2 separate regions of the Homo sapiens genome follow, and region 1 is linked to region 2. The links are chromatin contacts, found by POLR2A ChIA-PET in ENCODE. All regions are on one chromosome and are shown on one strand. The core of a region is the stretch at or near the end of the contact, and the rest is flanking DNA. Distances in the headings are between cores, read along the strand shown.

What was found. ChIA-PET counts read pairs that join two places held with the same protein, here RNA polymerase II (POLR2A).
Region 1: POLR2A ChIA-PET joins it to region 2 with 14 read pairs in Caco-2. The contact joins the promoter of NR1H4 here to the enhancer-like site in region 2. POLR2A ChIA-PET finds 5 or more read pairs at or near these places in 4 of 52 experiments (CD8-positive, alpha-beta memory T cell, Caco-2, MCF 10A and 1 more).

What each region holds. Positions count from the first base shown.
Region 1 is chr12:100,471,328-100,475,723 of GRCh38, forward strand. NR1H4 (nuclear receptor subfamily 1 group H member 4) reads left to right here and starts at 2,539. Exons shown (of 11, transcript NM_001206979.2): 1 at 2,539-2,732.
Region 2 is chr12:100,226,542-100,231,272 of GRCh38, forward strand. No RefSeq gene overlaps it. Among named protein-coding and RNA genes, the nearest start is that of ACTR6, 28 kb to the left of the region's middle. Within about 2 kb of position 2,925, at least 4 of the 41 ENCODE cell types and tissues checked have a DNase peak (open chromatin) inside an H3K27ac peak, as active enhancers do.

The DNA of each region.
Region 1 (4,396 bases), core at 1,289-3,788, 240 kb after region 2:
GTCACTGTAAGAAGTTTGGCCATTACTCTGAGAGAGATGAAAGCCTGTGGGGGTTTTGAGCAAAAGAACGACATGATCCTTTGGTTTTGGTAGGATCACTCTGGCTGCCATGCTGGGAACAAATGACAGAGTGCAAGCATGGAAATAAGGAGGCCACTTAGGAGGCCATGGCACAAACCCAGGTGCAAGAAACCTGGCATGGACCAGAGAGATGACAGTGGAGGTGGTGGGAAGGTATCAGATTCAATACATATATTGTGAAGGTAAAACTTAAACATTTTCTAATGGATTGATTGTGTGGTGTGAAGAGAAGAAAAATAATTGTTGAAATTTTTGAATGGGCTCTTATGTCATACCCAGCACTATGTGCTACACCACTGGAGATCCAAAAGGATGGGAAATACATGCCACCCTCAGGGAGTATCCAGTCCAGTGGGCAAATACGATTGTCAGTGTGAAGGCCCAGAGAAAATAATAACAGCTAACCCCTACACAGCACTTTCTGTGTGTCAGGTACCAGCGCTTTGCATAGATTAATTCATTAAATCCTTGCAATAACCTCATGAAATACATAGTAATTATATCTTTATTTTACAGATGGGGAAACTGAGACAGATGTTAAGGAAAAGCCTAAGGTCTAAGGTCACACAGCTTGTAAGTGGCAGAGCTGGGATTTGAACCCAGCCGGTCCAGCGCCACAGTCTGTGTCTTCAGTCATTGTCTCCATCTCTGCTGGAGAGAATGAAATCACAGTACAGGCTCTTATCATCCAAGAAGAAATGGGCTTGGTGTCACATAGAAGTCACACAGGAGTCCCTCAGGCAGCCCAGAGCTGCAGAGTGCAGTAAGTGTCAGTGCAAACTCTCTTCAAAAGAAAATGTACAGGCCTGGGGTGACCCTCTTCCTTGTGCCGAAGGGGCTGGAGGATGCACCATAGTACATTGGGAACCCCCAGAAGTAGGTAGGAAGTAGGAGCCTGTAGGACCTACAAAAATGCTATTTTATAAGAGAAGCAAAATATAACATTTCTAACAGGTTTGAATGTAGATCTTCTACTAGCTGACCTTGTGACGGGAAACAAATGACACACATCACAGATGGGAAATGCACACATCACATACACACACACACACACACACACACACAGGTGCATGTGCAGCCATGCTGCTTTGGGAAGTTGTTTCTCAGCTCACTCATTGATTGCGTTAACAAAGAGTTACACAATGCTTTTTCTGTGAGAGGCACTGTGCTAAGACAAAGGGTAGATACAAAGACAAGTCTGCTACCATGCCTGGTTTTTGTAAAAGAGATAAAACAAGTAGAAAACTATAATATATAAGGTCAGAGGATTTAAGGGACAGCAAGGAAACTACAAATAAAAGATCAAGGGAGTTGGGTGGGGAGAATAGGGGCAGATGAGGAATGGGGCTGGCTTCAGGGAGAACTCTGCTTCTGTTCCACGCCTGGAAGATGTGTGGGTGTGAAAAGAAAGTAACTGAGGTAGAAGGAAGAGCTTGTGCAAAAGTGTGGAGGCGGGAGAGCTTGGTACAGGTTGGCAGAGGTTGGGATGTCTGAAGGGACAGAATGTGAGAAAATCCTAGAGACATTAGGGCTAGATCTTCAGGTGTGGAAGGGGTTCTAAATGTCAAGCATTTTGTGTTCGTTTTTTAGGCATAGAGAGTGCATTGGGGATTTTCGATGAGGGGAGTGCCTAGCAAGTTGCTGGGTACATAGTAGGCTGATAATCAATCAATGATGGTTCAACTAATGAAGGAGAGAAATAATAATTGCCACAAATTATTGGGTGATTGCTATCTGCCACACACTTTTCTAAACATTTTCACTACTCATGTAATTCTCACCACAGCCCATGAGATGGTTTCTCCATATCCATTCTACAGATGAGGAAACTGAGACTCAGAGAGGCTAAGTGTCTTGCTCAAGGCTGTGACTAAAGAGTGGGCATCTAACCAGAGCCTGTGCTTCCACACTGCTGTGCAATTTGGAAAACAGAAGAAGGGGAGAGAAGAAAAAGGGGTTGTGGGACCAATGTCATCCAGAAAGGAAGCTATGATAGGCCCAAAGTAGGAGAAGAACAATGTGGGTTGGAAATAAGAGACATTCCAAAGATGCAATCAACCCAAATCTGTTATTATTTGATATGGGTGGCTGGGCAGAGGGAAGGGTCAAAAAGGCTCCCAGCTTCTAGTTCAGTCCCGGGGAAGTGATAGAGCTATTCAAAGAAGTTGTAGTGAGAGAGAGGGAAGATGACAGTTTGGTTTTAGTTGATGTGTACAGAAATACGGGTGCCCAGGAGCCCACAAAACGGCCAGAGGAGAAATGCTTTCAAAGGCAAGCTGCAGGGCTCCTTGGTTTTGTCACATTCCTCATTCTGGGGCTTTGCGGTTTTGTCTTGGGAATCTCGAGGCTCTCCCAAGGTTCCTTTCTATGTTTATATCATTTAGCAGGGAAGGATTGTTAATGACTAATCTGTGTCCATGAGGCACAGAGCCAAGGAAGAGATGCTGCTGCTAGCCCAGAAGGCCGCCTGTGATCATGCACAGTACACTGGAACTCTCTCCTCCTCCTCACCTCATTGTCTCCCCGACTTATCCTAATGCGAAATTGGATTCTGAGCATTTGTAGCAAAATCGCTGGGATCTGGAGAGGAAGACTCAGTCCAGAATCCTCCCAGGGCCTTGAAAGTCCATCTCTGACCCAAAACAATCCAAGTAAGTACCTAATTCCTTTGGGAGTGGGTTGTGTATCTCACAGCAACAGAGAAAAAATAGTCACTTAAAAGTTTCTCTTTGACATCTGTAATGTATGTCAATAAATGAATTCTAAGTTAGTAGAGTTTGATGTAAAGTCCTGAAAATTAAAAAAGAGAGAAACTAAAAAACAAAAAGAAGCAGAAGCAAAAGTTAATGAGTCTTAACAGTTGCTTACCTATTGAAAACTTATTTAGAAATACTCTTTTAACATTGTGGTCACCTGAGTAAATCACTGGAGATAGTGCATTTCAGAAATGTCTCCGTTCTGATTCCATAAACAATTTGACTTGTATAGTGTGCTATATTTTGGTGATTTATCAAATCTTGATGTGAGTTTGGGAGTATTGCTAATGTCAGATGACTTGGGAACTAAGAATAAGACATTTAACCTATGCTTAATTGAAATGAAATTTTTCCCTAGAAGAAGAGTAGGTGGAAAAAGTCTTCTTTCTTGACTTCAGTTGTAAACTCTTCTATTGCTTTCCATTTTGAATATTAATATGACAGGAAATATCAGATGGAAATATTTTTAAAAGATAGAAATGTGAGTATGACGAAGAACTTTAGTAATAAAATTGTCCAAGGACTAAATTTATAGATAAGATACCTCTTTGTCTCCTTATTGACAGAGTGAATGGGGCAACTGTGGAGCCTGACTTACTTCTTTTAATTGGGTTTTTATTCAGAAGGGAGGGGCAGGAGGGAATGACAAGTGACTCACCTTGAATTCTTCCTCTAAGAAACTCACACCTGAGCTTTGAGCTATAAAGAAATCTGATGCTGTTTCTGGTGCTGTCTTAGAATCACTTCAGGAGTATTGACAAGAGGGGTAGGAACCCTTAGAAATAATATTAGTGATAAATAAGAAGGCAGGAAGAAACTTTTGGAGGTGATGGATAGGTTTATGGTATAGATTGTGGTGATGATTTAATGAGTGTATGCCTATCCCCAGACTCATCAAAGTGTATACATGGAATATGTAAAGCTTTTATATGTCAGTCACACCTCAGTAAAGTGGTTTACCTATCTATCTATCTATCTATCTATCTATCTATCTAAATTTTTTTTTCTGTTCCTAAAAAAAGGAAGGGAGAAGAGAGGAAAAGATGTTCAGGGAGCTACCATTTTGTTTCTAGCTGTGATTTTATAAAATGATAGACACTTTTATCTTTGTGTTACGTTCCTACCCCCAGTCCTCCAAATTATGGATCTGTGCCATTTGTACCGTGGACTTTTCTGTTTTCTGAGGATGTTGCAACAAATACTGATGCAACTCCTGGTTAACTGATAAAGTACTGGCCAGGGACAAAGCTCTCTTGTCCTGAGACCCTTCCTCAAGATTTGCAGCAATTTCCCACCACGTACCTCTGCCCTCTCCTCACAGCTGGAGAGGGAAAGTCATGGAATCCTTGTCCTTCCTCTTGTTTCCACCTCTTCAAGATTGGGCCAATTGCAATGGAATATCCATTGGTTGTGAGGCCTTTGTACTCTGCAAGGAAAAGAAAAGAAATGTGTGTATGTATGAGTGTGTGATGGAGCTAACTTTTCTACAATGTCTACTAACATGTCCTAGCCTTTACTTCATTCGCCTGTTTCCTTCTCACAAAAACCCTGTATGGGAG
Region 2 (4,731 bases), core at 1,675-4,174:
GGTGCATTTCAATGCTATTTGTGATATAGTATTTCTCAAGCTAGATGTTGGACACTGGGTATTCATTTTATTAGAGTCCATATTATGTGCATGACAAAATTCTGTTATCTTTTGTAAGATTAAATCCATAATTCTAGTAAACAAAAAGAGTACTACTGATGTGGAGAAGTGTCTAAAATATGGAAAACAAATATGATTAGATTGTTAGAGAAACAAGAAAACCCATATCCCAAATCAGGGCAGGAGAAAACTACCAAAGAGGTAAGAACAATTCCAGAGATATTTTAATCTCAGGACAAATACAGAGAGTAGGAGAAGGCTGGGCATGGCGGCATGTGTCAGCAGTCCCAGCTACTCAAGAGGCTGAGGTAGGAAAATTGCTTGAGCCTAGGAGTTTGAGGCTGCAGTGTGCTACAGCTTCACCTGTGAATAGCCACTATATTTCAGCCTGGGCAACATAGTGAGATCTTGTCTAAAAAAAAGAGTAGAAGGAGATCATGGGTTAGCCACTAAAAGATTGAAACCTACAGCTGTGCCCTATTCCCTGTCTTGTTATTGAGGCTGGGCAGTAAAAGGGGTTAAAGTGTAAAGGTTGGAAAGGAAAGACTAGAACCTGAAATAATTTCATATCCCCTAAGGGCATCAAAGTAAGAAAAAAATTTTAACGGAGCAGTGGGTTGTGTCACTGAACTCTGATTAAAGCCAAGAGCTTGGACCTCATTAGAAAGAATTCAGACAGGGCAGGGCCCTAGGGAACTCAGCACATCTCCCTCTTGTTTCCCTCTCACCCCCCACCAACAACCAGAGGCAAAACACCAAATTAGAACTTGGATTGGCCAGGCATGGTGGCTCACACCTGTAATCCCAGCACTTTGGGAGGCTGACGTGGGTGGATCACCTGAGGTCAGGAGTTCGAGACCAGCCTAGCCAACATGGTGAAACCCCGCCTCTACTAAAAATACAAAAAATTAGCCGGGTGTGGTGGCAGGTGCCTGTAATCCCAGCTACTTGGGAGGCTGAGGCAGGAGAATCACTTGAACTTGAGAGGCGGAGGTTGCAGTGAGCCGAGATCGTGCCATTGCACTCCAGCCTGGGCAAAAAGAGCGAAACTCCGTCACACACACACAACAAAAACCAAAAAAACAAAAAAACTTGGATTCACCCATGGGTAAACAGGAATTCAGAAATGAAAAAAAATGAGCAGACAACCAAGCATTAAATATTTGAGGGATACTTATCACCAGAGAGGCCCCAAATCTAACAAGAATGAATCCCTAAGGGAAGAAAATAAAGGAAAAAACAAAAACTAATATCCTCTAAAGGACTGATGGGGTCACTGTATCTATTGTAAAAAGAGCAGGTTGCTATAACAAAAATAGTTCTTAGAAATTAAAAATAAGTTATTAAAAATAGCTTTTGGGCCGGGCGCCTGTAATCCCAGCAATTTGGGAGGCCAAGGCAGGCAGATCACCTGAGGTCAGGAGTTCAAGACCAGCCTGGCCAACATAGTGAAACCCGTTCTCTACTAAAAATACAAAAACCAACTCAATGTGGTGGTGCACACCTGTAATCCCTGCTTGGGAGGCTGAGGCAGGAGGATTGCTTCAACCCAGGAGGCGGAGGTGGCAGGGAGCCGAGATTGTGCCACTGCACTCCAGCCTGGGTGACAGAGTGAGACCCTGTCTCAAAAAAAAAAAAAAAAAAAACTAAAACTAAAAATAAAAAGACAAACTTTTGCTTAATAGATGGATTGAACAGCAGAATGGACACTAGTACTGTGCTGAAAATCTGGGCCAGGTGCAGTGGCTCACCCATGTAATCCCAGCACTTTGGGAGACTGACACAGGTGGATGGCTTGAGCCTGGGAGTTCAAGACCAGCCTGGGCAACATGGTAAAACCCCGTCCATACTAAAAATACGAAAATTAGCTGGGCAGGGCAGTGCATGCCTGTAGTCCCAGCTACTCGGGAGGCTGAGGCACGAGAATTGCTTGAACCCAGGAGGTGGAAGTTGCAGTAAGCCAGGATCACACCACTGCACTCCAGCCTGGGTGACAGAGACTCTGAAAAAAAAAAAAAAAAAAAAAAAAAAAAAGAAAAGAAAGAAAGAAAACGAGAAAAGAAAAAAGACTGAAAATCTGAGTTAGAAAGAAGCTGAGGGAATTTTCCCAGAATGTAGCATAACTGAGCTAGCACTGGATGGCTGGGGAAAGAGGCTAATCAATGTCCACAGTGTATGCTATGCTGTCCATCTAAATATTAAGAGCCTTACCTACAGAAGACGGCTTTTGATAAGAAAGCTTTTGATAAGCTTTCACACAGGAAACAAATATCCTTGCATTTGGGGCCTATTCTGAGTTTGTCCACATACTTCCCTAAAGCTTCTGCTTCCCAAGTTTCTTTTTTTTTCTTTCTTTTTTAAAATTTATTTTTATTTCTTTTTGAGATGGGGTCTTGCTCTGTCGCTCAGGCTGGAGTGCACTGGCATGATCCTAGCTCACTGCAGCCTGGAACTCCTGGGCTCAAGTGGTCTTCTCACCTCAGCCTCCAGAGTAGCTGGGACTAAAAGCTTGCACCACTACCGCTGGCTAATTTTTTTATTTTTATTTTTAGAGACAGGGAATCTCACTATGTTGCCCATGCTGGCCTTGGACTCCTAGCCTCAAGCAATCCTCCTGCCTTGGCCTCCCAAAGTTTTGAGATTATGGGCCTACGCCACTGTTCCTGGCCTAGGTTTCTTACCTTGTAGTTGTCAAATCTCTGACCCTTTGGTCAAACCATTAACTGTCATCTCTACTCATGTCTTCATGTAAGTTGAACCACCAGAAATATTGCTCTGATGTCTCCCTGAGATAATTTCTCCTCCGCACTGTGGATTAGGTGTGCTCAGCAGGATGTGCTGCCATCAAGTGGAAGTGGCATATACAGGACTGGACTCAGACTGGTCTTAAGGACATGAGTCAATTTTATGAGCTACTTACTCTCAGTTTCTCAGGAGGCTGATGCAGGAGGATTGCTTGAGCCCAGAAGTTCGAGGTGGCAGTGAGCTAAGATCGCACCACTGTACTCCAGCCTGGGCAACAGAGTGAGATACCGTCTCTTAAAAAAAAAATGTTTTTTTTGGCCGGGCGCGGTGGCTCACGCTTGTAATCTCAGCACTTTGGGAGGCCGAAGTGGGTGGATCACAAGGTCAGGAGATCGAGACCATCCTGGCTAACACAGCAAAACCCCATCTCTACTAAAAGTACAAAAAATTAGCCAGGCGTGGTGGTGCATGCTTGTAATCCCAGCAGAGGCAGTGAGCTAAGATTGCACCATTGCACTCCAGCCTGGGCGACGAGAGAAACTCCGTCTCAAAAAATAGTAATAATTTTAAAAAAAAAACAGTTTTATGTAAATCATACTCAGAACACTGGCTACAAAGGAGCTGGAAAATGAGGTTTTTAGCTTTCTACTCTCTGAAGTTTAGGAAGACACACTATAAGGAAGTTACACTAAATGTTGAGCAACAGGAGCTGCAGTCCCTGGTCAAACCAGTATTCAACGCCTGGGGGCAAAATAGAAACTTTTGGATAAACAAGGACTCAAAGTGCCACTCTTGAGACAATTTCTGAAAGAACTGCTTAAGGATACAGTACTGTAGTAAGATGACAATGAATCTAAGAAAGGAGGGTAAGCATTCAAGAAAACAGTAGGGGCCCAGCAAGATGGTTTACGCCTGTAATCCCACCACTTTGGGAGGCAGAGGCAGGAGGAGCACTTGAGCCCAGGAGTTAGAGGCTGTAGTGAGCTATGATCATACCACTGCACTCCAGCATGTGTGACAGAGCAAGACCTTGTCTCTAAAAAACAAACAAAAACACAGTAGGAAAAAAATAAATCAGGAAAATTAATTTGAATAATTATAGAAGCACTAAAGAGTTAGCAATTGAAATACTGAATTGTGTAATTTTATAATTTGTGTATCTTATTAACACAAAACATTTTTCAAATTGTGTTCACTCACATTTTCAATATATATTTAAATATATATTTATTCAATTTTTTTTTGAGATAGAGTTTCGCTCTTGTTGCCCAGGCTGCAGTGCAATGGCACGACCTTGGCTCACTGCAACCTCCGCCTCCTGGATTCAAGTGATTCTCCTGCCTCAGCCTTCTGAGTAACTGAGATCACAGGCACGCGTCACCATGCCCGGCTAATTTTTGTATTTTTAGTCAAGACGGGGTTTCACCACGTTGGTCAGGCTGGTCTCGAACTCCCGACCTCAGGTGATCCGCCCACCTCGGCCTCCCAAAGTGCTGGGATTACAGGTGTGAGCCACGGCACCCGGCCTTCAAAATAGTTGAATTGCTAGTTATACCCCTTTTATTCTGAAGTATAAGCCCTAAACTAACTTAAAATAGTTTCTAGTGACAATCTTTTTTTTTTTTTGAGAATGAGTCTCGCTCTGTTGCCCAGAGTGGAGCGCAGTGGTGCGATCTCCGCTCACTGGAACCTCTGCCTCCTGGGTTCAAGCAATCCTACCTGCCTGCTTTAGCCTCCCCAGTAGACGGGAATACAGGCGCCCGCCACACCTGGCTAATTTTTTTGTATTTTTATTAGAGTCGGGGATTCACCATGTTGGCCAGGCTGGTCTCGAATTCTTGACCTCAAGTGATCCAGCCGCCTTGGCCTCCCAAAGTGCTGTAATTACCGGTGTGAGCCACTGTGCCCGGCAAATTTTTTTAGAGT